Regions from separate parts of the Homo sapiens genome. Here region 1 is linked to region 2. Evidence: read pairs that join two places in POLR2A ChIA-PET (ENCODE). Cell type or tissue: Caco-2. All regions are shown on one strand. Links, peaks and the distances in the headings refer to the core of each region. The heading gives the core; the rest is flanking DNA. Region 1 overlaps PWWP2A (PWWP domain containing 2A). Region 2 has its middle 39 kb from the start of PWWP2A.

What was found. Peaks named below come from ENCODE experiments on the same cell type or tissue, not always from the same donor. Only the 100,000 strongest peaks of a DNase experiment are listed, where the experiment ranks them.
Region 1: POLR2A ChIA-PET joins it to region 2 with 16 read pairs; 15 of 35 experiments call an interaction of 5 or more read pairs at or near these places.

What each region holds. Positions count from the first base shown.
Region 1 is chr5:160,099,803-160,115,361 of GRCh38, forward strand. All of the region lies in intron 1 of PWWP2A (PWWP domain containing 2A), which reads right to left. Among named protein-coding and RNA genes, the nearest start is that of PWWP2A, 12 kb to the right of the region's middle. RefSeq lists a silencer at 6,017-6,217. In Caco-2, for the core only: no CTCF peak of the experiment used is centred there; no DNase peak of the experiment used is centred there.
Region 2 is chr5:160,150,923-160,166,481 of GRCh38, forward strand. No RefSeq gene overlaps it. Among named protein-coding and RNA genes, the nearest start is that of PWWP2A, 39 kb to the left of the region's middle. RefSeq lists enhancers at 1,501-1,570, 9,028-9,097, 10,319-10,974, 11,632-12,286, 13,968-14,567 and 1 more and a silencer at 14,820-15,114. In Caco-2, for the core only: no CTCF peak of the experiment used is centred there; DNase peaks (open chromatin) are centred at 4,549, 4,854, 9,299 and 9,599.

The DNA.
Region 1 (15,559 bases), core at 2,935-10,934, 53 kb before region 2:
AAGTGGGTGTGTGCCACCACGCCCCGCTAATTTTTGTATTTTTAGTAGAGATGGAGTTTCGCCATGTTGGCCAGGCTGGTCTCAAACTCTTGGCCTCAACTGATCTGCCCTCCTTGGCCTCCCAAAGTATTAGGATTACAGGCGTGAGCCACTGCACCTGGCCAGTGCCAAAATTTTAAGGGGGAAGAACACTAGGGTTTAACAGTTACTTTGTGTTGCTGGGCACAGTGGCTCACGCCTGTAATCGCAGCACTTTGGGAGGCCAAGGCAGGCGGATCACCTGAGGTCAGGAGTTCGAGACCAGCCTGGCTAACATGGTGAAACCCCATCTCTACTAAAAATACAAAAATGAGCAAGGCATGGTGGCGCACACCTATAGTCCCAGCTACTGGGGAGGCTCAGGCAGGAGAACGGTTTAAGCCTGGGAGACGGTGGCTGCAGTGAGTCAAAATATCGCACCACTGCACGCACTCCAGCCTGGGAGACAGAGTGAGACTTCATTCTCAAAAAATAATAATAAAAATAAATAAATAAAAATTAGCTAGGCGTGGTGGCACATGCCTGTAGTCACAGCTACTTAGGAGGCTTGAGGTGGGAGGATTGCTTGAGCCATGATTGGACCAATGCACTCCAGCCTGGGTGACAGAGACCCTGTCTCAAAAACAAAACAAAAAAAGGCCAGGAGCAGGAATGGTGGCTCATGCCTATAATCCCTGCACTTTGGGAGGCCAAGACAGGAGGATAGCTTCAGGCCAGGAGTTCACGACCAGCCTGGTCAACATAGCCAGATGGTGTCTCTACAGAAAAAGGAAAAAGAAAAAAACAATAATATCCAGATTCATTTTATTTTGAGCCAATGATTTTAGAAACTACCTTGCCTTACAAACAGCAGCAAACTAAATCACGGAAGAGGTAAAACTGAAGCAAGCTTATTGTGGTTCATATTTCATCTCTTTGTGAGACTGGTTACGATGTCAAAGTTTAACCTGAGAAAAAATGAAATAGCTAAATGCAAAAGAAAATTTTACAAAAAGTTAAAAATGGAATTACGATACAATCCAGCAATCCCACTTCTGGGTACATATCCAAAAGAATTGAAAGCAGGATCTCAAAGAGATATTAGCCAAAAAGGTGGAAGGTGGAAGCAACCCAAGTGTCTACTGACATATGAAAGGACAAAGTATGAGCTAGACAGATAGAGATATATAGATATACAAATATATTATACAAAATAATAGTTTCAGTCTTAAAAAGGATGAAATCATAGGCTGGGTGTGGTGGCTCACACCTGTAATCCCAGCACTCTGGGAGCCTGAAGCAGGCAGACTGCTTGAGGCCAGGAGTTCAAGACCAGCCTGGCCAACATGGTGAAACCCTGTCTCTACTAAAAATACAAAAATTAGTGGGCATGGTGGTGCATGCCTGTAATCCCAGCTACTGGGGAAGCTGAGGCACAAAAATTGTGTGAACCCAGGAGGCAGAGGTTGCAGTGAGAAGAGATCACGCCACTGCACTCCAGCCAGGGTGATAGAGTGAGACTCTGTCTCAAAAAAAAAGGAAATCATGGCACATGCTACAACATGAATGAGTCTTGAAGACATTAAGTAAGCCAATCATAAAAAGATATTGTATGAATCCACTTACATGAAAAGTATCTAAAGTAGTCAAATTCACAGAAGCAGAAAGTAGAATGGTTGACAGCAGGTGGAGAAGCAGAAATGGGAAGCTGTTGTTTAAAAACTATTGAATTTTAGTTTTGCAAGATGAAAAACTTCCGGAGATCTGTTTCACAACAATGTGAATGTACTTAACACTATTGAACTGTATCCTTAATGGTTAAAATACATTTTGTTATTTTTTTTTTTACAATTTCAAAAAACTTTTAAAAATGTGCATCTAAGACAGGCATGCCCATAGTCCAAAGTATTTAGGAGGCTAAAACAGAAGCATCACTTGAGCCCGAGTTCGAGGCCATCCTGGGCAACATAGAAAGAACCAACTATTAAAAAAAAAAAAAAAAATGCGTGGCCGGCCACTGGGGCTCATGCCTGTAATCCCAGCACTTTGGGAGGCCAAGGCAGGTGATCACCTGAAGTCAGGAGTTCGAGACCAGCCTGGCCAACATGGCAAAATCCAGTCTCTACTAAACATACAAAAAGTAGCCGGGCGTGGTGGCATGCGCCTGTAATCCCAGCTACTTGGGAGACTGAGGCAGGAGAATCACTTGAATCCAGGAGGCAGAGGTTGCAGTGGGCCAAGATCACACCATTGCCCTCCAGCCTGGGCAATAAGAGTGAAACTTGGTGTCAAAAAAAAAAAAAAAAAATGCAGCCAGGTGTAATGGCTCACGCTTGTAACACTTTGGGAGGCCAGGCAGGTGGATCACCTGAGGTCAGGAGTTCAAGACCAGCCTGGCCAACATGCTGAAATCCCATCTCTACTAAAAATACAAAAAATTACCCAGGGGTGGTGACAGACACCTGTAATCCCAGCTACTTGGGAGGCTGAGGCAGGAGAATCACTTGAACCAAGGAGGCGAGTTTACAGATCATGCCACTGCACTCCAGCCTGGGCAACCAGGCGAGACTCCATCTCAAAAAAAAAAAAAAAAAAAAAAAATGCAGCCAGGCATGGTGGCTCAAGCCTATAATACTAGCTAATCAAGAGGCTGATCACTTGAGGCCAGGAGTTTAATTAAGTCCAGCCTGGGCAACACAGTGAGACCTGATCTCATAATTAAGTAAAAAATTAAAATATGAAACAATGAAAAAAATAAATGTATATCTAGCTAAATATAGAGGGGAAAGTTTTATGAGAAGCAGTACATTGGTAAAGAATTATTAGTGCAAGGGAAACAGTAATTACATAGCGGAGAAACAGGACAACACCCTAACTTGAGGGAGAATCAAAGTACACATTGCCAATGAGGGCACATGGCTATCATGGGCCTGCAGATGTGGTGTTCCGAGAACACAACATTGCCTGCATAACCTAAATCTCTCAGGAGTAAATATCAGGCAAATCCAAATTGAGGAACAGTCCTTATTACATAATTGCTACATAATTATATTGCAAGTAAATGTAATACATAATCATTTACTAGAGAATAAAAAACACATTGAAGGAAATTTTTATCGGAAAAATTGAAGAAATAATGAAACATGAGATACAAAGTAAAGTACTCTATCAATGTTTCTTTAATTTGAAAACTATACTGTGGCTATAGTTTTCCTTTGATCTTAGAAAAGAAATGCTCCAGCATAAGTAAAGGAGAATGATGTCTTCAACTCAGTCTCAAACAGTTCAGGAAACAAATTTATTTACATAGAGAATGACAAATTAAATGTGGCAAAATGTTACAAATGAGTGACTCTAGAAAGAGTTTCCAAGAATTCTCTGCTATGTTTCAAACTATCTAAAAATAAGAAGCTAAAAAAGTGTTTTTTAAAAGCATGAATTCAGTTTACTTAGTTCCACCAATACTTCTATGCAAAGAAAGCACACAAAAAAGAAAATCTATCCAACTTAAGTGGTAAATGCCAGCAAATTCACCTCAATTATCACTAAGCATAAGTCTATATGAAACACAGTGAGACCCCCATCTCTTAAAAATAAATAAAATGTTTAAAAAACAAGTATGCTAACTGGTCTGATAGTATAAAACAGTCTCAGCCCTAGGACACAGCTTCAGTAGGTGAGACCAGAATGTACCAGTCAATGCCAAATGAGGTTACAGTCTTCGGAAGGAAATAAATCACCGTGGATTAGTGATCAGGAAATGGGCTTTGCAGGGAATGGGACCTAGAAAGGCTCAAGCAGATTAAGTGAAGAGCAAAACAGGGAGTGGTAAATGGTGAAGACTAGTTATCCATTCTGAATATTATTAAGGATTCAGAGGCTTACATAAGCAATAAAATAAAGGTGATCCATCTGGCAGAAAAAGAGGAGGGCATGTTGGTGAGTGTGCCTGAGTGGAGAGGGCTGCCAGTTTAAGAGTATGATAGACGGAGAATAACCAGTCTCTTAATAAGAAGGCTGGCTGGGAGCAGTAGCTCATGCCTGTAATCTCAACACTCTGGGAGGCCGAGGTGGGTGGATCACTTGAGACCAGGAGTTCAAGACCAGCCTGGCCAACGTGGTGAAACCCCACCTCTACTACAAATACAAAAAAATTAGAAGGGCCTGGCGGTGTGCATCCATAATCCCATCTACTCAGGAGGCTGAGCCAGGGTAATGGCGTGAACCTGGGAGGCGGAGGTTGCAGTGACCCGGGATGCACCACTGCACTCCAGCCTGGGCAACAGAGTGAGACTCTGTCTCAAAAAAAAAAAAAAAAAAGAAATGAAAAAAGAAAAAGAGGAGACTGGCTGAGAGTGATAGCAATGGCTCATGCCTGTAATCCTAGCACTTTAGGAGGTTGAGGCCAGGAATTTTGAGATCAGCCTGGGCCACACAGGGAGACCCTGCCTCTACAAAAAATTAGCTGAGTGTAGTGACACACGCCTGTGGTCCCAGCTACTTGGGAGGCTGAGGTGAAAGGATCGCTTGAGCCCAGAAGGTTAAGCCTGAAGTGAGCCATGATGGCACCACTGCACTCCAGGCGGGATGACAGAGCAAGACCTTGCCTCTAAAAAAAAAAAAGGACAGAGAGAGAGGCTAGTGAAGTCTTCTGTCTAGTGATGTAATTAAATGTATCTAAATTACTTTGTTAAAAACGTGGCCAGGCACAGTGGCTCACACCTGTAATCCTAGCACTTTGGGAGGCTCAGGCGGGTGGATCACCTGAGGTCAGGAGTTCTAGACCAGCCTGGCCAACATGGCAAAACCCCATTTCTACTAAAAATACAAAAAAATTAGCCAGGCGTGATGGTGGATGCCTGTAATCCCAGCTACTCATGAGGCTGGCGCAGGAGAATTGCCTGAACCCAGGAGGCAGAGTTTGCAGTGAGCCAAGATCGTGCCACTGCATTCCAGCCTGGGCGACAGAGTGAGACTCCCTCTCAAAAAAAACAAAAACAAACAAACAAACTTAAAGCACAGCTATTCTAGTCTGATCCCATCATTTTAAAATTACAAAGAAGAACACAAAAATAATTCCCTTTCCCTTACATTCTCAAATATGAGCCCTTTTCAATAATGTTTAGAAAGCATACTGGTGGCCAGGCCTTGTGGCTCACGCCTGTAATCCAAGCATTTCTGGAGGCCAAAGCAGGAGTATCGTTTGAGCCTAGGTGTTCAAGACATTGTTGTTACTAAAAATAAAACAATTTACTAAAAATAAAACAATTAGCCAGGTGTGGAGGCACAGGCCTGTAGTCCCTGCTATTCAGAAGGCTGAGGCAGGAGGATCACTTGAGACCAGGAGTTCAAGGCTGCAGTAAGCTATGATCATGCCATTACACTCCAGCCTGAGCAACAGAGACTCTGTCTCTAAGGCAAAAAAAAAAAAAAAAAAAAAAAAACAGGCTGGGCGCGGTGGCTCACAGCTGTAATCCCAGCATTTTGGGAGGCTGAGGAGAGTGGATCACAAGGTCAGGAGATGGAGACCATCCTGTGAAACCCTGTCTCTAATAAAAATATAAAAAATTAGCCGGGCACGGAGGCACACGCCTGTAGTCCCAGCTACTCGGGAGGCTGAGGCAGGAGAATCGCCTGAACCTGGGAGGCAGAGGTTGCAGGGAGGCAGAGGTTGCAGCGAGCCGAGATCGCGCCACTGCACTCCAGCCTGGTGACAGAGCGAGACTCCATCTCAAAAAAAAAAAAAAGAACAAAAATGGAAAAAAGAAAGCAAGCATGCCAGAAGGGGACTATAGGGACAAAACTTACCTACTAAAAGACTATAACAATTTCCTCATAAGCCATCAGCCCCAGGTGCTAATGAGAGAAAGAGAAAAAGATTAAGAAAGAGGTTACAGTGAGCCAAGATCGCACCACTGCACTCCAGACTGGGTGACAGAATGAGACGCCATCTCAAAAAAAAAAAAAAAAAAAAATTCCTCAAAGAAAGGTTACCTAACAACTTATTTTAGTCTGAAATCCTTTTCAAATTCAGTCATCCAGCACTTACTAAACACTGACCTGTGCTTAACAGGCTTCAAAGCTGACAATTTGTACTTCCTCTTATGAACAAGTAGGTTTCACTACTGCCAAATCCAAGCCAATCAAGGCAAAACAGCATGCTATCTAATTTAAGACCCAGGACCATGTAGAAGAAATATGATTTCCAAAAATGTCCAAAGTTCACTATATTGAACTGAAGAGCAATTTATGTTTACAGCAAATAGCTGTTGCCTGGTTGAGTGAGGAACAGAGAACTCTTATTTCTAACTGCCAGGTTAACTCCCCAGCAAAACTATAAACTAAGTGGTATGGCGAAATATAGTTAAGTACATTTTAATTAGAACAAGGTTTTCAAACCCCGGAAAATTTTGTATCATTCAAAAAGGCATCTTGAATATATCTACTATTATCTACCATTTACAATTTTAGGCAATTTTGCTTAAGTAACCTCTGAGCCTTGGTGTCTATCTATGAAATGGGGATTAATAGAATTTACTTCAGCAGATTTGCCAGAGTTAAATGAAACAATGTAAACAAAGTATTTGGCACAGGACTTAGCACAGAAATTGAAAATACATAGTAGCTACTATAAAACACAGAAAGTAAAACTTGGCAACCTTCTTAGATTAAATATGCAGGAAAAAATAAACAAAAATTTAAAACCTCACACATTAAAAAAACAAGAAATATGCAAAAAAGTGAAATTAAGTATTATAGGGATTATGAGTTTTAAAAGGCTAAAATCCACTATTCTATAGTAAGTCAACTACATAAAATTGGTTCAAGGGTAAAGAAATGAAAATTATGGACTGCTTAAACTTATAGATTCAGGAAATCATTTGCAAGACTAATCACCAGCTCTACAATAAGGATTTAGATCAGCCACCCGAGTTGCCCATCCCCACATGATACATTGCTTAGTTTGTAATTATGTCTCATTGTTAACTAACCATTAACCTTTTTTTTTTTTTTTTTTTTTTGAGACAGAGTCTCACTCTTTCACCCAGGCTGGAGTGCAGTGGGGAGATCTCAGCTCACGCAACCTTCACCTCCCAGGCTCAAGTGATTCTCATGTCTCAGCCTCCCAAGTAGCTGGGATTACAGGCACACACCACCACGCTCAACTAATTTTTTTGTATTTTTAGTAGATACAGGGCTTCACCATGTTGGCCAGGCTGGTCTCAAACTCCTGGCCTCAAATGAGCCACCCACCTTGGCCTCCCAAAGTGCTGGGATTTATAGGCATGAGCCACCGTGACCGGCCTTAACCGGGAACCTTTAAAACAGGCTTAACAAATTGATTGTTCTATTAAATACTTTGGCAAACTACCCCCTAAAAATCAGTTATCTCCAAATATGGTCCAAGAATCTTCTGTATCAGAATCACTTTGTTTAAAATGCAAAATGATGGAATGAAGCTCAGAAATCTATGCACATTTCTTTTGACAACCACTGCCCAAAAGTGTTTAGTAAAGGCATTCTATATTAAATCTACCTAGAATATAACTTAATCTCCAATTACTTTCTTGCAATACCTGCCACTACAACAAGCTTCTGTTCTGGTACTGTGTGTCTGAATTTACTCAAGAATTTAGGGAAAACAGGGTAAATAAATACCAGGAAATAATGATGCACTTTATAGACAAAAATAACTACTAACACATCTTTCATTTTTTATCAATATGAAATTAACTCAGCCATTACAGTGAAGATAAGCACATAATATATAAACTCTTTAGTAGTCCCACAGAAAACCTGATCTTAGGAAGATTAGACCTTGTTTCAACAAGAGCTTTACTTTAAAATAGTACACAGTAAAGTACAGTCTTATTTACAGTAAGAGGTTGAAAACCTCATCAGAAACCCCAAGTCCAGGCCAGGCGCGGTGGCTCATGCCTGTAATCCCAGCATTTTGGGAGGCCGAGGCCAGGAGTCCAAGAGCAGCGTGGCCAATATGGTGAAACTCTGTCTCTACTAAAAATACAAAAATTAGCCGGATATGGTGGCAGGCACCTGAAATCCCAGCTACTAGGAAGGCTGAGGCACAAGAATTGTTTGAACCCGAAAGGCGGAGGTTCCAGTGAGCCAAGATTGCACCATTGCACTCTGGCCTGGGCGACAAAAGCGAGACCCATCTCAAAAATAAAAAAAAAGGAAACCCCAAGTCCAATAAAACATGCCTAGCATAGTTTGTGTATAACACATCTAGTGTATAAAATATATTTTTAAGTTTTATTTTTAATTCCATAATTTGTTACAGGATTATTTTTTTTTTCTTTTTTTTCTAGAGTAGCTTCTCCATAGACAGAGCAGGGCTACCCCATAGGCAGAGTGGCCCGGAGGATTCTTTAGACTCAGAATGAAACCAGGTTTAATGCCCAACTAATAATCACTTCTGAAAAAGATCATATTAATGCAACATGCAATGGAAGAGCTCACTCTCAACACATACTGCACAGTAGTGGGCGTCCTAAAGCTGTGTGGGTCAGGGAGTGACTGGCACTTGCCTCTTCTCTGTTTCACTGTGTAAAGCCTTTATTGACATCTTGGCATATAAGCAGAATAATCACCAAAAAAATATTACTTATAATGTACCACAACACAATCATTCAAGCATACTACTTGAGGGCCTAAGTTCTCAACCTGGACACTGTAGTATAAGCTACTGATACCACTACTCACTGCTTCACCAGAATGGCTGTATATTTTTCCCACCAAAAGTAGGGCTATTGCACCATACGTTTCATGGTCTCTGTAAAGAAAAGAAATCATTGTCTTGGTTTATATTTCCTCAAAAAACACGTAAATTTTCTACAAATTGCTTTCAAGAACTTAGTGAAAACTGAAGTTTCCTAAGGAAATCATCAATTATTTTTAATCCAACAGTACCCCCATGTACACACACACAGTATTTGTAAAAACATCAATTCTGAAATACAGCTAGCTACCCCCTTTAATATGCACATACCACAAAATTAAAATGCCCAAGCATTTTTTTAAGAGATGGGGTCTCAGTATGTTGCCAAGGCTGGTTCAAACCTCAGGGTTCATGTGATCTTCCTGCCTCAGTCTCCCAAAGTGCTGGGATTACAGGCAAGAGACACCATGCCCAGCCACACAAGTTTTTATTTTTTGTCTTCAGATAGAGTCTCACTCTGTCACCCAGGCTGGAGTGCAGTGGCACAATCTCAGCTCACTGCGACCTCTGCCTCCCAGGTTCAAGCAATTCTCGTGCCTCAGCCTCCTGAACAGTTGGGATTACAGGTGCACACCACCACACCCAGCTAATTTTTGTATTTTTAGTAGAGATGGGGTTTCGCCATGTTGGCCAGGCTGGTCCCAAACTCCTGGCCTCAAGTGATCCACCCACCTCAGCCTCCCAAAATGCTAGGATTACAGTCATGATCCACTGCACCCAGCTACACAAGCATTTTCGAGCATAAACCCTTACTTCATGATTCCTTATTTCCTGTCACATCCCCTGCTCCAAAAAAAAAAAAAATGATTCAGAAAGACCTTTCAGGATTTTTCACTTTTTTCCCCCCATTTAAAAGCTTCTGCAAGAAGATTTTTAAGGATTTCCAGGTGGCTTTATAACTATGAGGAGTGAAGAACTACCTCTTCAGAAGCCTGGGCTGAAGGCTTTTGCTCTTTGCAAATAGTCTTGAGTGGTTCAATTTTCTTATGTCTGCAATACTAAACTTAGGACTGTGTTTAAGGGATAGACCTAAAAGTTTGCCAGCAGGTAAGACATCCATAATCATTTCTACTGACCCAAAACAAGGAGAGGCTTTGAAGAGAGGCCTTGATAAGGCTGTGGTTCTTGCCCTTTCAGTTTGTTCCTGAGGGACAATAACTATTTTAAAACAAGGAAATGCAAGAGGATGCAACTGGGAAAAAAAAAAAAAAAAAATATATATATATATATATATATATATATATATATAAAATAATATAATAATATATATATATATATATATCCAGAATGTAAAAAATTCTACAAAGTCCATGGATTAACAGTAAATTGCAAGTGAATAAAAGTAACAGCAGAACTACAGATGAAAAGGACAAGAAAATTAACCAATTGCAATGTATGAGCTTTATTTGGATCCTAATTTGAAAACTGAACAGTCTTGAGCTATTAATTTTGACAGTCCTTTTTTTTTTTCTTTTTTTGAGATAGAGTCTTGCTCTGTCACCCAGGTTGGAGTGCAATGGCACAATCTCAGCTCACTGCAGCCTCCGCCTCCCGGATTCCAGTGATTTTCTTGCCTCAGCCTCCCGAGTAGCTGGGATTACAGGCACACACCACCACAGCCGGCTAATTTTTTTAATTTTTATAGCAGAGATAGGGTATCACCATGTTGGCCAGGCTGGTCTCAAACTCCTGCCTTCAAGGGATCCACCTGCCTCAGCCTCCTAAGGTGCCCGGCCAACAGTCTGACATTTTAACAGTGACTGAATATTTGATGATATAAAAGGATTACTGCTATTATTTCAGGTGTAATAATGGTAGTAAGATTGTTGTTTTTAAAGTCCTTATCTTTTTAGATATCTGCACTGGCCGGACGTGGTGGCTCAAGCCTGTAATCCCAGCACTTTGGGAGGCCGCGGCAGATGGATCACCTAAGGTCGGGAGTTCAAGACCAGCCTGACCTACATGGAGAAACCCCGTCTCTTCTAAAAATACAAAATTAGCCAGGTGTGGTGGTGCATGCCTGTAATCACAGCTACTCGGGAGGCTGAGGCAGGAGAATTACTTGAACCCAGGAGGCAGAGGTTGCGGTGAGCCGACATCATGCCATTGCACTCCAGCCTGGGCAACAAGAGCGAAACTCCACCTCAAAATGAAATAAAATAAAATAAAAAAATAAAGTTCAACAAAAAGGCTGGGTGCAGTGGCTCACGCCTGTAATCCCATCATTTTGGGAGGTCAAGGCAAGCAGATCACCTGAGGTCGGGAGTTTGAAACCAGCCTGGCCAACATGATGAAATCCGTCTCTACTAAAAATACAAAAATTACCCGGGCTTGGTGGTACAAGCCTGTACTCCCAGCTACTCAGGAGGCTGAGACAAGAAAATCACTTGAACCTGAGCAAGACTCTGTCTCAAAAAAAAAAAAAAAAAAAAAATGACACACCAATGACTTATTATTTTGCCTATAATAATCACTTAGGCTGGGTGCAGTGGCTCATGCCTGTAATCCTACCACTGTGGGAGGGCAAGGAGGGAGGATTACTAGTCACTTGAGGCCAGGAGGTTGCAACCAGCCTGGGCAACATAGCGAGACCCAGTTTCTACAAAAAATATATATATTTTTTTGAGACAGAGTTTTGTTCTTGTTGCCCAGGATGGAGTGCAATAGCATGATCTCAGCTCACTGCAACCTCTAACTCCCGGGTTCAAGCGATTCTCCTGTCTCAGCCTCCCAAGTAGCTGGGATTACAGGCACATGCCACTACGCCCGGCTAATTTTTGTATTTTTAGTAGTGACAGGGTTTCATCATATTGGTCAGGCTGGTCTTGAACTCCTGACGTCAGGTGATCTGCCCACCTCGGCCTCCCAAAGTGCTGGTATTACAGGCGTGAGCCACCGCGCCTGGCACTTTTTTTTTTTCTTAACTCGCCAGGCACAGCGGCATGAGATTCTAGTCCCAGGTACATGGGAGGCTGGGGTGGGAGGATCACTTGGACCCAGGAGTTCAAGGCTACAGTAAGCTATGATCACACGACTGCACTCCAGTCTCTGTGATAAAGTGAGACCCTATCTCTAAACAAATAAAATAATCATTAAGACAGTTTAGAATCCTGAAGGAATGCTTACTATATATCAAAATTTAAAAAGCTAAGATTAAGGACAAAATGAGAACAGGAAAACCCAAACTGAATTTGTAGGGTTAATTGATTATTCTCATCTGCTAGCATTTAGACTATTGTCATTAGACGTTGCTAATGAGCTCAGAAGCAGACAGGTAATTTAAACTAAGAGAGCTGGGTATAAAACAACAGTGGCCAGGTGCTGTGGCTTACACCTGTAATCCCAACACTTTGAGAGGCCCAGGCGGATGAGCCTGGGCAACAAAGCGAAACCCTGTCTCCACCAAAATGACGCAAATTAGCCAGGCATGGTGGCATGCACCTGTAGCTGCAGCTATTTGGGAGGCTGATGTGGGAGGATTGCTTGAGCCCAGGAGGTTGAGGCTGCAGTGAACTGTGAGTGTGCCACCGCATTCTGGCCTGGGTGACAGAGCAAGACCCTTTCTCAAAAAAAAAAAAAAAAAAAGGAAAAAAAGAAAAAAGAAAAAAAAAGAAAGAAAAAAAGAGCACAAAGTAAGCTAGAGAATGCATGCTTCACTTAAAGGCGTCCAGTTCTTTTTAGAAAGAGCCTCTCTCTGTCATCCGGGCTAGAGTGCAGTGGTGCGATCTCGGCTCACTGCAGCCTCCACCTCCCAGGTTCAAGCAATTCTCCTGCCTCAGCCTCCTGAGTAGCTGGGATTATAAGTGCATGCCACCACACCCAGATAATTTTTTGTATTTTTAGTAGAGACAGGGTTTTGACATGTTGGCCAGGATGGTCTTGAACTCCTGACCTTACGTGACCCACCCACCTCAGCCTCCCAACTTGCTGAGATTACAGGCATGAGCCACCACACCCGGCCAGGCATCCAGTGTTAAGTAAATACAATGCTCAACAAAATCTGATTTTAACCAGATACTAAAAATATCCTCAAAATTACTGTGTCATTTATGGGCCAAAGAAAGCTACCTAGAAGATAGAAAGGAGGACATAACAAACCAGGGTAGTACAGGGAAAACCAGGCCACCTGGTCATTCTGTTCATTTTACATATAAACTGAGGCGTAAAGTTTGTTTGCTTGTGTCTAAGTGAACTGCCCAAAGCTAAATCAATTAGCCTAAGAACTAGGAAATGGAGCTTAGTAAGGCACAATGATTTGCCCAAAGGCACAGTGCTAATAGGAGAGGCTAGTACCAATATTAGAAATTAAAGCCCAGGCCAGGAGTGGTGGCTCACACCTGTAATCCCAACACTTTGGGAGGCCGAGGAGGAGGATTACCTGAGGTCAGGAGTTCGAGACCAGTCTGGCCAACATGATGAAACACTGTCTCTACTAAAAATACAAAAAAATTAGCCAGGCTTGGTGGCGTGCGCCTGTAATCCCAGCTACTCAGGAGGCTGAGGCAGGGAACTGCTTGAACCACGGAGATGGAGGTTGCAGTGAGCCGAAGTCCCGCCACTGCACTCCAGCCTGGGTGACAGAAGCAAGACTCTGTGTCAAAAAAAAAAAAGAAAAAAAGCCCAAGCACCTAACACTCTGTCCAGTCAATAATTTACTATTTAGTACCACTTTCTTTTCTTTCTTGAGTTATGTATGTCCAGCTCCTTTTTTTTCACAGAATGATTCTCCTCAAAAATGTGTTCTCCAACCAAATAAATCTGAAAATAATGCAAAAAATAATAATACAACAGGGAGGGGAAGCATTTCAAATGATTACAAAAGCAGACTCTTAGTCATCCACACATATATTAAATCCTGTGTTCTAGACTCAAACACCTTTTCCACACAGTAGACAGCTCTTCCAATTTTACAAAGACATTTCTGTACCATGCATAACGTCAAGCATAAAATATGGAAGAAATTTATAAAAGCAATAACTAGTCCTTTTGAAGACTGAAGAAAAGCACAAATACATTACACATTTAGTCTCCCAAATGTTAATCTCATTGGAGGCAAGAACTAAAACTTCAGAGCTTACTATGTATTCCCCGGTATTCAGCTAAGGAACTAGTGGAGTCTCCGGAGCCAGGTTTCACAGCTTTTACCCAACTAAAGAATCTGCTTGGCTCCAACAACTATATCCTTTATATTATCTCCACAGAGGCAATGAAATCAAGAGAAGCACTAACTTTCAGAAATACGCAACTTTCAGAAACATGCCATTCTTTACTTTCTGCTTAAACTAAAACTTAGCCCAACTAGCTTTCTAATATGCAAGTAGAAAAAGCAAAGGTTTTAGAATGGGATCAACCTACATCTGAATCTTGCTTTGCCACTTACAAGTTAACTGGCCAAATTAAATGAGCCTCCATTTCCTCCTGTGTAAATTAAAAACATTACCAAGGTTATAAAAAAACTAAAGCATGAGGTACAATGTCTAGCATATAATGGACCCTCATAGAAAGCTCCTAATTTTTACCTAGAGGTTGAATTCAATGGCCAAATAAGATACAAATTACTTTAAAGCAACTGATGAATATGGCCTTAGTAGAGTCTAAAGTATCTTGGCTGAGTGCAGTGGCTCACACCTGTAATCCCAACACTTTGGGAGTGTAGAAATGGGAGGATGGCTTGAGGCCAAGAGTTCAGACCTGGCGCGGTGGCTCATGCCTGTAATCCCCAGCACTTTGGGAGGCCGAAGCAGGAGGATCACTTGAGGTCAGGAGTTCAAGATGCGCCTGGCCAACATGGCGAAACTCCGTCTCTACTATAATCCCTTGAACCCTGGAGGCTCAGGTTGCAGTGAGCCAAGATTGCACTACTGCACTCCAGCCTGGGTGACAGAGCGAGACTGTCTCAAAAAAAAGAAAAAGAGTTCAGGCCAGGCACAGTGGCTCATGCCTGTAATCCCAGCACTTTTCAGAGGCCAAGGCGGGCGGATCACCTGAGGTCAGGAATTCAAAGACCAGCCTGGCCAACACAGTAAAACCCCGTCTCCACAAAAATACAAAAATTTGCCCAGCGTGGTGGAGCATGCCTGTAATCCCAGCTACTTGGGAGGCTGAGGCGGAACAATCACTTAAACCCAGGAGGCCGAGGTTGCAGTGAGCCGAGATTGTGCCATTGCACTCCAGCCTAGGCAACAGAGCGAGACTCTGTCTCAAGGGTAAAAAAAAAAAAAAAAAAAAGAGTTCAACCAGCCTGAGCAACATGGTAAGACCCCCATCTCTACAAAAAATTTTAAAATTAGCCAGGTGTGGCCGAGTGCAGTGGCTCACGCCTATAATCCCAGCACTCTGGGAGGCCGAGGCGGATCACGAAGTCAGGAGTTCGAGACCAGCCTGGCCAATATGGTGAAACCCCATCTCTACTAAAAAATACAAAAAATTAGCCAGGCGTGCTGGCATGTGTCTGTAGTCCCAGCTACTCAGGAGGCTGAGGCAGAAGAATCACTTGAACCCGGTGGGGCGCAGAGGATGCAGAGAGCTGAGATCATGTCACTGTACTCCAGCCTGGGTAACAGAGGGAGACTCTGTCAAAAAAAAAAAAAAAAAAAAAAAAAAAAAAGAGCACAAACTCAGTAGCCCTGAGTTCCAGCCTAGTCTCTGAAACGGACTGGCAGTCATCATGTCTGTGCTCAATCTCAAGGTTTCATTTGGATGAAAATATAGCTGGCTGGCTGCAATGGCTTATGCCTGTAATCCCAGCATTTTGGGAGGCCAAAATCAGAGGATCGCTTGAGCCCAGGAGCACGAGATCAG
Region 2 (15,559 bases), core at 4,363-12,362:
TGCAAAATTAGCTGGGTGTGGTGGCATGCGCCTGTAGTCCCAGCTACTTGGGTGGCTGAGGCAGGAGAATCTCTTGAACTTGGGAGGTGGTGGTTGCAGTGAGCCACCACTGCACCATTGTACTCCAGCCTGGGTGACAGAGTGAGAATCCATCTCAAAAAATAAATAAATTAATTAATTAATTTAATTTAATTTAATATGAACAAACAGAGAGTTAGCAGTACGGAATTTGAGCCAGCTGGGCAGAATAGGCCTTAGAGGGGTTAGGAGACACCACAAAAGATCTCACCTGGCAGGAAGCAGAGGGAATGTGGTTTTTTGGTTTTGTTTTGTTTTGTTTTTTTTGAGATGGAGACTCGCTCTCTTGCCCGTGCTGGAGTGCAGTGGCACATCTTGGCTCACCTGCAAACTCCTCCTCCCAGGTTCAAGTGATTATCCTGCCTCAGCCTCCTGAGTAGCTGGGATTGCAGGCACACACCATCATGCCTGGCTAATTTTTGTATTTTTGTAGAGATGGAGTTTCACCATGTTGGCCAGGCTGGTCTTGAACTCCTGACATCATGTAATCTGCCTGCCTTGGCCTCCCAAAGTGTTGGGATTACAGGCGTGAGCCACCGTGCCCGGTGGGGAATGTGATTTTGGAGTCAGATGCTTACTAATGTGTATCCTTAGGCAAGTGAATTACTTCTCCCAGTTTCAGCCTCCTCATACACAGTCTAAGTGCAAAGGTATTGTAAGGTTGAAGAGTAGGGGCTAGCATGATCATTATAACAGATTTACTTAATTTTTTTAACAGAAGTTCTTGTTCAGATGATTGTACTTCACATTAAGTTGTAAGAAATTTTTGCCAGTTTTACCTGGACTCATTTTTGTGTGTGAATGTGTGGTGTGAGTGTACTCATTCTACACAATTTTATCACCTGTATAGATTCCTGTGTCCACCATCACAGTCAAGAAACAGAACAGTTCCATGACCACACAAGGATCCCTTGTGTTGCTCTTTCTTTTTTTTTTTTGAGGTGGAGTCTTACTCTGTTGCCCAGGCTGGAGTGCAGTGGCACAATCTCGGCTCACTGCAGCCTCTGCCTCCCAGGTTCCAGTGATTCTCCTGCCTCAGCCTCCCGAGTAGCTGGGATTCAGGCACATACCACCACACCCAGGCAATGTTTTTATTTTTAGTAGAGACTGGGTTTCACCATGTTGGCCAGACTGGTCTCGAACTCCTGACCTCAGGTGATCCACCCACCTGAGCCTTCCAAAGTGCTGGGAATATAGGCGTGAGCCACCACACCCAGCCATGTTGCTCTTTCATAACCACACCAAACCTAACTCCTGCCTCTCCTCTTCATCCCTAATCTCTGGCAACTGTTCATCTGCCTCCATTTCTAAAATTTTATCATTTCAAAATGTTATGTAAGTGGAACAATACAGTAAATACTATTTGGGAATTGGCTTTTTTCACTTAGCTTAATTCCCTGGAGATTCTTCTCAGTGGTTGCATATATCAGTATTTCCTTCCTTTTTGTTGTTGAGTACTATTTCATGGTATGTAGCTTTCACTATTTGTTTGACTGTTCACCTGTTGAAAGACCTGTAGGTTGATTCCAGTTTTGGCTATTACAAATCATGCTGCTATACACATTTCTTTTTTTTCTTTTTTTTTGAGACAGAGTCTCATTCTGTTGCCTGGCTGGAGTGCAGTGGCATGATCTCGGCTCACTGAAACCTCCACCTCCTGGGTTCAAGTGATTCTCCTGCCTCAGCCTTCTGAGCAGCTGGGACTACAGGCGCGCACCACCACCCCCAGCTAATTCTGTATTTTTAGTAGAGACGGGATTTCACAATGTTGGCCAGGACGGTCTCGATCTCTTGACCTCGTGATCTACCTGCCTCAGCCTCCCAAAGTACTGTGATTACAGGCATGAGCCACCGCGCCTGGCTGCTATATGCACTTCTATACAGGCTTTGTGTAACTGTAAGTTTTATTTTCTTGGGATAAATGCCTACGAGCGCAATTGCAGCATTGTATGGTAGTTGCATGTTTAGTTTTTTAAGAATCTGCCCAATTGTTCTTCACAGTGTCTGTACCATTTATATTTCCATCAGCAATGTATGAGTGATCCAGTTTCTCTGCATCCTCACCAGCATTTGTTGTTGTCACTATTTTTTATTTTAGTCATTCGGATACTTATGTAAGTGATAACCCATTGTGGTTTTTAATTTGCATTGCCCTAACGGTGAATAATACTGAATGTGAAAATATACTTATTTCTCATTTATATATTCGCTTTGATGAACTTTTGCTTCATGTTCCAACCAGATTGTTTGTTTTTTTTTTTTTTTAACTATTGAGTTTGAGGCGTTTTTTGTTTTTCTGTTTTTGTTCTTTGTTTGTTGGAGTTGAGTTGAGTGGGGTCTCACTCTATCATCCAGGCTGAAGTACAGTGGCACAGTTATGGCTTGCTGCAGCCTCCAACTCCTGGGCTCAGGCAATCCTCCCACCTCAGCCTCCGGAGTAGCTGGAACTACAGATGTGCACCACCATGCCCAGCTGTATTTTAAATATTTTGTAGAAATGGGTTGTCACTGTGTTGTCCAGGCTGGTCTTGAACTCCTGGGTTCAAGCAGTCCTCCTACCTTGGCCTCCTACAGTGCTGGGATTACAGCACACCACAACCGGTCAAGTTTGAGAGTTTTTGCTATATTCTAGATATTAATCCTCTGTCAGATATATGGCTTGCAAATATTTTCTCCAACATGTACTTTGTCTTGTCATTGTCTTCACAGGGGCTTTCACAGAACAAAAGTTTGAAGTTTCAATAAAGTTCAGTTGATGAAGTTTTTATTATATAAATCATGCTTTTTATTTGTATTTATTTATTGATTGATTTTTTGAGATGGAGTCTTGCTCTTGTCACCCAGGCTGGAGTGCAGTGGCAACAACTCGGCTCACTGCAACCTCCACCTCCTGGGTTCAAGTGATTCTTCTGCCTCAGCCTCTCAAGTAGCTGGGATTATAGGCATGCACCACCATGCCCAGCTAATTTTTGTATTTTTAATAGAGACAGGGTATCACCATGTTGGCCAGGCTGGTCTGACCTCAGGTGATCTGCCCACCTCGGCCTCCCAAAGCGCTGGGATTACAGGCATGAGCCACTGAGCCCGGCGAAATCATGCTTTTTAGTGTCAAGTGTAAGAACTCCTTGCCTAGCCCTAGATACTGAATTTTCACCTATTTTTTTAAAGTTCTATAGTTTTACATTTTACATGTAAGTCTATGATCCATTTCAATTTAACTTGTGTATAAGGTATAAGGTTTAGGTTGAGGTTCATTTTTTGCTTGTGGATGTCTGATTTTTTTTTTTTTTTTTTTTTTTTTATTGAGACGGAGTCTTGCTCTGTCTCCCAGGCTAGAGTGCAGTGGTGCGATCTTGGCTCACTGCAACCTCTGCCTCCTGAGTAGTTGGGATTACAGGTGCTCACCACCGTGCCTGGCTAATTTTTGTATTTTTAGTAGAGACAGGGTTTCACCATCTTGGCCAGGCTGGTCTCAAACTCCTGACCTCTTGATCCATCTACCTCGGCCTCCCAAAGTGCTGGGATTACAGGCATGAGCCACCGTGCATTTTTTTTTTTTTTTTTTTTTGAGATGGAGTTTTGCTCTTGTTGCCCAGGCTGGAGTGCAATGAATGGCATGATTTTGGCTCACTGCAACCTCTGCCTCCCAGGTTCAAGAGATTCTCCTGCCTCAGCCTTTAGAGTAGCTGGGATTACAGGTGCCCACCACCATTCCCGGCTATTTTTTTTTTTTTTAGACAGAGTCTTGCTCTGTTACCCAGGCAGAAGTGCAGTGGTGCGTTCTCAGCTCAATGCAACCTCTGCCTCCTGGGTTCAAGCGATTCTATTGCCTCAGCCTCCTGAGTAGTTGGATTACAGGTGTGTGTGCCACCACACCTGGCTAATTTTATATTTTTATTAGAGACGGGGTTTCACTGTGTTGGTCAGGCTGGTCTCGAACTCCTGATCTCAAACAATCCACCTGCCTCGGCCTCCCAAAGTGCTGGGATTACAGATGTGAGCCACTGCGCCCAGCCAATTTTTGTATTTTCAGTAGAGATGGGGTTTCACCATGTTGGCCAGGCTGGTCTCAAACTCCTAACCTCAAGTGATCTGCCCGCCTCGGCCTCCCAAAGTGCTGGAATTACAGGCATGAGCCACTGCGCCCGCTGGATGTCTGATTTGATTTGCTTGATTTTTAACCATTGTCCCCCTCTTCATTACTCATTCCTATCACACAGAAGTATCTTGCGCAACCAACTGTTTTATGACATGCAGCATTAGGTTTTGTTTTGATCCTAAAATAAATTGCTATTAACTCTGAGATTTTTACAGAATCCTCTAAGGTGGCTAGAGACCCTCTTAGATATTCCCAAAACAAGTTTGGGAATTATTGCACCAGAAGGCTTTGGGAGTTTGATGCATTGTTGCTTTTCTGACTTACTCATTGTTCCATGTTATACTTACCCATGCTGGTTGTCACCTGTATGGCATCTAGCCATACCACTTTGTTTGCACTGTTTATCTGTTTTTATCTTCACAGCATGCCTGTAACATAGGTATTTTTATGCCTGTTTTCCAGATAAGGAATTGAAGGTGAGAGAAGTTAAATAACTTGCCTAAGGTCACAGAGAAGTAGAAGAACTGGAATTTGAACCCAATCCTGGTTTTAAAGCCTGTGTTGAAAGTGAAGACAACGCACAGAATGGGGAAAAACTTTTGCAAATTATACATCTGATAAGGGAGTTGTATCTAGAATGTATAAAAACACTTACAGATAGGCACGATGGCTCATGCCTATAATCCCAGCACTTTGGGAGGCAGAGATGGGCGGATCACCTGAGGTCGGGAGTTCGAGACCAGCCTGACCAACATGGAGAAACCCTGTCTCTACTAAAAATACAAAATTAGCCTGATGTGGTGGCGCATGCCTGTAATCCCAGCTACTCAGGAGGCTGAGGCAGGAGAATTTCTTGAACCTGGGAGGCAGAGGTTGCAGAGAGCTGAGATCATGCCATTGCACTCCAGCCTGGGCAACAAGACCGAAACTCAGTCTCAAAAAAAAAAAAAAAAACACACACACCTGCAACTCAATAATAATGAAACAACCCAGCAGGGCACAATGGCTCACATCTATAATCTCAGTATTTTGGGAGGCCAAGGCAGGTGGATCATTTGAGCTCAGGAGTTCAAGACCATCCTGGGCAACATGGCGAAACCCAATCTCTACAAAACTACCAAGAATTAGCCGGGTGTGGTGGCACACACCTGTAGTCCCAGCAACTCGGGAGGCTGAGGTGCGAGGATCACTTGAGCCTGGGAGGCGGAGGTTGCAGAGAGCCAAGATCATGCCGTTGCACTCCAGCATGGATGACAGAGTGAGACCCTGTCTCAAAAAATAATAATAATAATAAGACAACCCAATTTAAAAATGGACAAAGAAGGCCAAGTGCAGTGGCCACATGCCTGTAATCCCAGCACTTTGGGAGGCCAAGGCAGGTATCACTTGGGCCCAGGAGTTTGAGACCAGCCTGGGCAACATAGTGAGACCCCATCTGAAAAAAATTTTTTTTAAAAAAAGGACAAAGACATTGAGTAGGCATTTGTCCAAAGAAGATAGACAAATCGCCAAGAAGCTTACAAAAAGATGCTGAATATCACTAGCAATCAGGTAAACGCAAATCAAAACTACAATGAGATAACACTTCACAGTCACTAGATGGCTATAATATTTAAAAAGACAGATAGTAGCCGGGCACGGTGGCTCACGCCTGTAATCCCAGCACTTTGGGAGGCTGAGGTGGGCAGATCACGAGGTCAGGAGTTCGAGACCACACTGGCCAACATAGTGAAACCCCATCTCTACTAAAAATACAAAAAATTAGCCAGGTGTGGTGATGGGCACCTGTAGTCCCAGCTACTCGGGAGGCTGAGGCAGGAGAATCACGTGAACCTGGGAGGCAGAGGTTGCAGTGAGCCAAGATCATGCTACTGCACTCCAGCCTGGGCAACAGTGTGACACTCTGTCTCAAAAAAAGAAAAAAAAAAAAGACAGTAACAGGTTTTGGTCATCAGCTTTCTGGGCCTTGGTTTCTCCACTTATGAAGTAAGGGGTTTGGACCAGTTCTGGGATGGCTGACAGCCTACATTCCGCCACACACACCCCTGCCATGGCAGGGTTTGCCAATTGATGATGGTACATGTGTTAATCAGCCTCAGAATTATTGTCAACACAGTGTTCTCATCAGCTACCACCAATGGATTGGAGTTAGCACAGAGGTTAGGACCTACCAGCATGTGCCTGAAATGGTGCAATTCTAAAGGTCCACCTAACCCTGATATTCTGATGAATTTGAGCCTCTAGGTTTACAATCACAACAGGAGGAGAATATGAAACTGATAGGAACAGGGGCATTAGAACCAGAGAATCCCGGGTTTGAATACCAGCCATGCTACTTCCAGGTTATATGGAATCTTGGGTGAGTCATTTCTTTTCTTTTTTTTTTTTTTTTTTTTTTGAGATGGAGTCTCGCTCTGTCACCAGGCTGGAGTGTAGTGGCATGATCTCAGCTTACTGCAGCCTCTGCCTCCTGGGTTCAAGCAATTCTCGTGCCTCAGCCTCCCGAGTAGCTGGGGCTACAGGCGCACACCGCCATACACAGCTAATTTTTTTTTTTTTTTGTATTTTAATAGAGATGGGGTTTCACCATGTTGCCCATGCTGGTCTCGAACACCTGAGCTCAGACAATCTGCCCACCTTGGCCTCCCAAAGTGCTAGGATTACAGGTGTGAGCCCCTGTGCCTGGCCGAGTCATTTCTCTTTATGCCTTGGTTTCTTCTTCTCTGTAAAATGGGATCAGAATCCCTAACACATAAGGTTTCAAAAATTAAATTGAGATGCTACTTGTACCTTTTGCTTACATATAGCAGGAACTGCATAAATGGAATGTAAACAGACACAGCCGGCAAATGTGTACACCAAGAGACTTGTCTTCCACCTGTTCATACCACCCTCTCCTCCCACAAAGCAGAGAAACTCTGACAAGTGGCTTCTGACTCGTGCTGCTGAGGACACCGAGATGAATTAGACATGGTCCTTGTCCTCAGGATGTTCACAGTCTAGTGGGGAAAACACAGGTACAGCATGTTGGGGCCATTTAGGAGAGAAACCTGAAGACTGTGAGATTTTGCCAGGTAAGTAAATGCTCCTGTAGCCACCAAGGACAGAGAGCGGGTGTAGGCTGATTTTGTACCCCAGGCGACACTTGGTAGTGGCTGGAAACTTTTGGTTATCATGACTGGAGGTGAGGTTGGGGAGAGGTGATACTGGCATCTAGTGGGTAGAAGCCAAAGAACATCCTGAGATGCACAGGACAGCACCAACAACAAAGAATGATTTTGGCCTGGCGCGGTGGCTCACACCTGTAATCCCAACAATCCGGCTGAGGCGGGCGGATCACCTGAAGTCAGGAGTTCGAGACCAACCTGGCCAACATGGCGAAACCCCATCTCTACTAAAAATACAAAAATTAGCCAGGCGTCGTGGCACACGCCTGTAATCCCAGCTATTCAGGAGGCTGAGGCAGGAGAATCGCTTCAACCTGGGAGGCGGCGGTTGCAGTGAGCTGAGATTGCGCCACTGCACTGCAGCCTGGGAGACAGAGCAAGACTCCAGCTCAAGAAAAAAAAAAAAGAATGATTTCTCCCAAAATGTCAATAGTGTCAAAGTGGAGAAACCCTGGATGAAGGCTGCATTGGGAGTCTTCTGTCTGACTGTCATGAAGAGGGAGACATGAGCAGGAACACATAGGAATTTATAAGCCAGCCTAGACTTTTTCTTGAGGCTCTCAGGAAGACACTGAAGAGTTTTTATCAGTCCAGCGGCAGGACTGAATTTGTACTTTATTTTTCATTTATTTATTTATTTTTCGAGATGGAGTCTCACTCACTCTGCTGCCTAGACTGGAATGCAGTGGCATGATCTCTGCTCACTGCAACTTCCGCCACCCGGGTTCAAGCCATTCTCCTGCCTCTGCCTCTTGTGTAGCTGGGATTACAGGCGCCTGCCACCACGCCCAGTTAATTTTTGTATTTTTAGTAGAGACGGGGTTTCGCCATGTTGCTCAGGCTGGTCTCAAACTCCTGGCTTCATGTGATCCACCCACCTTGGCCTCCCAAAGTGCTGAGATTACAGGCGTGAGCCGCCACTCCCAGCCTCTGGATTTGCACTTTAAAAAGACCCCTCTGAGGCCAGGCGCAGTGGCTCACGCCTGTAATCCCAGCACTTTGGGAGGCCGAGACGGGCGGATCACAAGGTCAAGAGATCGAGACCATCCTGGCTAACATGGTGAAACCCCGTCTCTACTAAAAATACAAAAAGTTAGCTGGGTGTGGTGGTGGGTGCCTGTAGTCCCAGGTACTCGGTAGGCTGAGGCAGGAGAATGGCGTGAACCTGGGAGGCAGAGCTTGCGGTGAGCCGAGATTGTGCCACTGCACTCCAGCCTGGGCGACAGAGCAAGACTCTGTCTCAAAAAACAAACAAACAAAAAAGGCCGGGCACGGTGGCTCACACCTGTAATCCCAGCAATTTGGGAGACTGAGGTGGGCGGATCACGAGGCCAGGAGATAGAGACCATCCTGGCCAACATAGTGAAACCCCGTCTCTACTAAAAATACAAAAATCAGCTGGGCATGGCGGCATGTGCCTGTGATCCCAGGTACTTGGGAGACTGAGGCAGGAGAATTGCTTGAACTCAAGAGATGGAGGTTGCATTGAAGCTGAGATCGCGCCACTGTACTCCAGTGTGGTGACAGAGCTAGGCTCTGTCTCAAAAAAAAAAAAAAGTAAATTTTATGTTACATATATTTTACCACAGTTAAAAAAAATTAAATGGCGTCATCTTATAAGGTCAGTTAGCAAATGGCATCATCTTATAAGGTCAGTTAGGAGCCAAATATTTATTATGACCACTTTTTCTTAGATGTAGTTCAAAAAAGTGAGAATCCAAGAGCTCGGAGGCCAGAACAAGCAAGTTGGCAAACGCGGTCTGTGGTCTCAGTCGGGGGTGCAGCTTCACAGCCAAGGCCACGTGGGACTCAGATTTGGCTGCAGAGTCAGAGGAGGATGCTCCTGTGAGTGAGTGTGAACCCACTGACCATAAACATCTAGAAGCAGGCTCCCACACACACTAAGCTCCTGGCTGGGACGGTCCACCTGCGGGAGCCCTGCGAGCAAACCGCCTGAGATCCTGTCCTTTGTTTCAACAGGGCAGGAATTTCCGAGCCTGAGGTATTTGCATTTGGTATCTTAACTACCGACCTGTTTCTGCAGCTGCTAAACCACTGATACGCTTTCTCTGAATCCCCTGATGAGCAGTAGAAAATCAGTAAGCCTGGCCCTCTCAGTTTTCATGTCATAATTAGTATTTTATTCCTTGTGGGGAGAGAAAATAGCCCGAACACCTGCTCTCCGAGGTGTCAGTTGCCGACAGATCTCCTTTGTATACTCTCTATACATATGATTTTAGAGGAAGGACCCTTTAGGAGTCTTAGGCCAACCCACTCATTTCACAATGGAGCCAACACAATGTCAGAGAAGTAAACAGACTGCAGTGCAAGGGGTGTGGTGGTTCGAATCCCTGCAGGCCACTTCCAAGCTCTGCGCCTGGGTAAGTTATTTAACCTCCGGAAGCCTCATTCCCTCACAGTAAAACAAGGATGAAACAGCTTCCTCTTGGGGATCTTCTGAGGAATGAAGGCCATGGTGGGGTTTTAAGTTCGCTGGCAGCTGGCAGGAGGGAAACTCAGCCAGCACCCCCTCAGAGAATCCTGCCCATGACAGCCCCATCTCTTCACTCTCTCTCGTTCGACCTGGTGTTATTGTATTCTTGACATTTGTCTTTAACTGAAGTTGGTTATGTGTGTACTTTTTGGTTTTGTTACCAGAAAGGGGTCCTCCTGATCCAGACCACCAGAGAAGTTTCTTGAACCTCATGCAAGAAAGAATTTGGGGAGAGTCTATAGAGTAAAGTGAAAGCAAGTTTTTTTTGGTTGTTTTTTGGTTTTTTTTGAGACAGAGTCTGGCTCTTGTCACTCAGGCTGGAGTGCAGTGGCACGCTTGGCTCACTGCAGCCTCTGCCTCCTAGGTTCGAGCTATTCTCCTGCCTCACCCTCCCGAGTAGCTGGGATTACAGGCACCTGCCACCAGGCCTGGCTAATTTTTTTTTTTTTTTTTTTTTTTTGTAGTTTTAGTAGAAACAGGGTTTCACTATGTTGGCCAGGCTGGTCTCAAAATCCTGACCTCAGGTGATCTGCCCGCCTTAGCCTTCCAAAGTGCTGGGATTACAGGCGTGAGCCATTGTGCCCGGTCTGAAAGCAAGTTTATTAAGAAAGTAAAGGAGTAAAGAATGGCAACTCCTGCCTGTCGCTGTGGCTCACGCCTGTAATCCCAGCACTTTGGGAGGCCGAGGCAGGTGGATCACCAGAGGTCAGGAGTTCAAGACTAGCCTGGTCAACATGGTGAAACCCTGTCTCTACTAAAAATACAAAAATAAGCCAGGCGTGGTGGTGGGCGCCTGTAGTCCCAGCTACTCGGGAGGCTGAGACAGGAGAATTGCTTGAACCCAGGAGGTGGAGGTTGCAGTGAGCTGAATGCGCCATTGTACTCCAGCCTGGGAGACAGAGTGAGACTCCGTCTCAAAAACAAACAAACAAAAAAAAATTAGGTCTCGTAAGACTTATTCACTACCAGGAGAACAGTATGGGTGAAACCGCCCCATGATTCAATTATCTGGCCCTCCCCTTGACACGTGAGGATTGTTACAATTCAAGGTGAGATTCACGTGGGACACAGCCAAACCATATCAGACACTGAGGTTGATTACATATCTTGGCTATTGTGTAGTGCTGTGATAAACACAAGGGTACAGATAGCTCTGGACAAACTGATTTCCTTTCTTTTGAACACATACCTAGCAGTGGGGTTGCTGGATCATATGGTAGTTCTATGTTTTGTTTTTTGAGGATGATAACCTTTTTGTAGGCTCAGGTGTCCCTTTGAATCTGAAAAAAGTCATAAATGCTCTCCTAAGACATGTAACTTTTTGTAATTTTAGGGGGCTCCCAAAGCCTCTGATATTTATCAGAGATCCTCCAAAAAATAACGTCGGCTCAACCCAGACCCTCTATCTTAACTCTTCCTACAACTTCCCCAGTGGTCTTGTGTCTTTCCTGATGGTCTTCAAGAGCAGGAACTTCCTGTCTCTCCAGGCAGCCCATTCAAACAACAAGATTCAACAGAAACTTCTTCCCTCTGGTGAGAAGTCAGCTTCCCGGCATCGCTGCAGTGAGCCTGGAGCCCTGAGAACAGGTCAGCTCCCAGCTCCTAGACGGTTCCTCAGATGATGGCCTTTGGTCCTTCCCACCCTTCTTTCCTCAAAGGCTTTTTTTTTTTTTTTTTTTTGAGACAGGGTCTCGCTCTGTGGCCCAGGCTGGAGTGCAGTCGCACGATCTTGGCTCACTGCGACCTCCGTCTCCTGGGTTGAAGCGATTTTCCTGCCTCAGCCTCCCAAGTAGCTGGAATTACAGACACCCGCCATGACGCCCAGCTAATTTTCATATTTTTGTAGAGATGGGGTTTCACCATGTTGGCCAGGCTGCTGTTGAACTCCTGACCTCATGATCTGCCCGCCTCAGCCTCCCAAAGTGCTAGGATTACAGGCGTGAGTCACTGTGCCAGCCCTTTTTTTTTTTTTTTTTTTTTTTTTTTTTTTTTTTTGAGACAGAATCTTGCTCTGTTGCCCAGGCTGGAGTGCAGTGGCACCATCTCAGCTCACTGCAACCTCCGCCTCCTGCGTTCAAGCAGTTCTACTGTCTCACCCTCCCAAGTAGCTGAGACTACAGGTACACACCACTATGCCCAGCTAATTTTTGTATTTTTAGTAGAGACGGGGTTTCACCATATTGGTCAGGCTGGTCTTGAACTCCTGACCTCAGGTGGTTCACCCACCTCAGTCTCCCAACGTGCTGGGATTACAGGCGTGAGCTGCCATGCCCGGCTGGCTCCCTCTTTTTAAAATTTTTTTAGAGATGGGATCTCACTATGTTGCCCAGGCAGGACTCGAACTTCTGGGCTCCGGCAACCCTCTCATCTTAGCCTTCTGAGTAGCTGGGACTACAGGCATGTGCCACCAAGCCTGGCTAACTTCCCCCTTAAAGTGAGAGGCATGGAGATGACGGTGATGTTGCTTCTGAAAAGATGTCTTCATTTATGCTGAGAGCAGGTGTGGATGGAGGGAACCCCAAACCCCCTTTACATCCCCTTTTTTCTGACTCAGCCCAGCCTTGGCCAAGGGACTGGATATACCTTTCTGGGCCTAGATGAGTCCTACTGCAAACTAGCAGGCGGTTGATGAGATTGGGGTTACAAATGCAAATGCTTACACTGGGGTCATGCCAATAATAGAAACGTCTAGGAATATTCATTTCCTCTATAAACACGTAGGTTCTCTTCTGATTTCCTTGAAACATGCCACACTCTCAGTCTCGTTTCCTATTTCTGATGAATCCGTAGAGGCAGACTATCTAAAGTAATTAAAAAAAAAATGCAAGAGTGAAGGAAAATGATGGCGGGGCGTGGTGGCTCACACCTGTAATCCCAGCACTTTGGGAGGCCAAGGCAGGTGGATCACTTAAGGTCAGGAGTTTGAGACCAGCCTGGCCAACATGGTGAAACCCCATCTCTATTAAAAATACAAAAATTAGCCAGGCATGATGGCATGTACCTGTAATCCCAGATACTCAGGAGGCTGAGGCAAGAGAATCACTTGAACCTGGGAAGCCGAGGTTGCAGCAGGCTGAGATTGCCCCACTGTACTCCAGCCTGGGTGACAGAGCAAGACTGAGTCTCAAAAAAAAAAAAAAAAAAGGAGTGAAGGAAAATGACAACTGGCACTTGGTCTCAGTGGAGGGGAATAAGAGGGGCCTGCTGACTGTCTATGGGGAACATGTAGGATGCCCACTCTGTCTTTAGGGCAACTGGCACTCAGCATATGCTGATTGGTGCCATGTGGACATGGATGCCCAATGTTAGCAGATCTCACACACTTTCTAGAGAAATTGAACACATCAATTTTTATTTGAAATTTCCCGATTATTAAAACTTTGGCTCAAATTTTTCTTAAAAAGTAGGAGGGCCAAGTACAACGTATTCTGGACTGTGAGCTGCCAGCCTGCCATCTCCAGATTAGGTGGGTTTTTTGTTTGTTTGTGTTGTTTTGTTTTGTTTTTGAGACAGAGTCTCCATCTGTAGCCCAGGCTGGAGTGCAGTGGCGAGATCTAGGCTCACTGCAACCTCTGCCTCCCGGGTTCAAGCAATTCTCTGCCTCAGTCTCCCGAGTACCTGGTATTACAGGCACCTACCACCATGCCTGGCTAATTTTTTGCATTTTTAGTAGAGATGGGGTTTCACCATCTTGGCCAGGCTGGTCTTAATCTCCTGACGTCGTGGTCTACCCACCTCAGCCTCCCAAAGCGCTGGGATTACAGGTGTAAGCCACCGTGTCCGGGCTTTTTTTTTTTTCTTTTCTTTTGAGACAGGGTCTCCTCTGTCACTCAGGCTGGAGTGCACTAGTGCGATAATGACTTACTGTAGCCTCAACCTCCCAGGCTCAGGTGATCCTCCTGCCTCAGCTTCTTGAGTAGCTGGGACCACAAGTCTGTGCCACCTGGCCTGGCTAATTTTTTAAAAAATTATCTGTAGAGGCAGGGTCTCCCTATGTTGCCCAGGCATACCTTGAGCTTGTGGGCTCAAGCGATCCGCCCACCTCAGCCTCCCAAAAGGCTGGCATTACAGACGTGAGCCACTGAGCTATCCCAGATTAGGTGTTTTTAAAGCTGTCTTTCTGCTGGAATGTTCTATGGAGAGAGCAGTGAACAGGGAAGGAGGAAAAGAAGAAGGGATAGCAGGAGTCACTGGGGAATCTCTTTGAGACCCAGTTGCGGGGAGAGGAAGAAGGTCTGGCCTTTCTACTCAGTAAGGCTCTGTTTAGGTTAACCCTTCTTTTCCTCTTGCTGCTGGCTCTCACTTGGGAGAAACGTAATGGCCCAAGCCTTAAGAGTGTCTGAGCAGATCTGAACTGCATGCTCCAGTGTGTTGCTGGAGAGGCGTGGCTGTGGCTCTGGTGGAAGGTGAGAGGGGAGACCACTATCCTAGTCTAGAAGAGGCCTGAGGCCTCGGCCTCCAAGAGGACCGCTCTCTGTGCCCTGGCCTGCTGCTATCCCTGGAGGAGCCCCGGATGTCCTTCCGACTGGGCCTGTGTGTCAGGGAGAGAGAATGTAGTCTGTGGTCAGTGTGGCTGGCAGCCAGCCTGGCAGATGGCCAGAACCCAGAGCTCGCTGGGAAGGAGCATAAACAAGGCGCCTGGTGGGCAGCTGTGACCCAGAATCTTCCAGCAGAAGAGCAGTGAGGAAGGAGGGGGGAATGCCAGGGGGACCCTCGCCCCGATTCCCCAGGCTGCCCAGCACTCAGGCATCAGTCAGGGACAGCATGGGGCTCCCTGAGGCACCGGGCAAGCAGCTGCCACAGAAAGAACTGGAGGAGCCCACTTTGAAGGGGTCTCCTGAGACTCTGTGATCCCATGACTCTGTGATTCAGCTTTTCTTACACTGTAGAGTCACTCTGTACAGAGGACATCTGTGGTTTTCCCTTGCCGAGCATCCACTCTGCTCCTTCTGTTAGCAGCACCCTAGTTATCCTCCGGGAAACCACCCCGCCTCCACTCAGTCCATGCGGTTTGGGTGAGGCTGACTTTGCTTTTCCACCCTCCCAGCTTGAGGGTGGGCATGTGTGCCCGGCCTGGCCAATCAGCAGACTTCTTCTTCTGCTGGATCCAGTGAAACCCAATCCAAGGGATTTTGCTGGAACTCTTGGGAAAAGTAAAATTGACAGCAATTGGCTTGATGCATATCTGGAGGTGCTGGGGGCCATCTGGTCCTGACATGGGAGGAGCTTGCCAGAGAATGAAGCCATCACAGAGAAAGACAGCATAGAGAGGGAGGGAGAGGACAACAGATTGATTAATTGACATGTGTAAGAGACAGAAAAATAACTGAGACTTGATGAAATGGTTTGAGCTCCTAGATCCAGCTTTAAATGATGTAGTTGGTATCTAATCCCTGGACTTTTCAGTGAAGGGGTCTAGAATATGCTGCCATGGCATAAAAATTATTATGAGCAGAAGGGATTTGAGTTCCTGAAATCTTTGATCTGCCTAAAAGTAGAGCCTCCCAAAAGAACTCAATTATAAATCCCCTCCCAGAGCAATCAGGGAAGATTGACTGTTATCTCTGAAGGCTAGAAGTCACCACACCTAAACAGACTGTCACAAAATTATCATATCTCCCATCTATTCTCCTAAGGGCCCATCTCTCTTTCCTAAAAGTCACGTGTTCCTGTAAGTGCCCTTCTCCCTTTTCCTTCCTCTATTAAGATGGTATATAAACT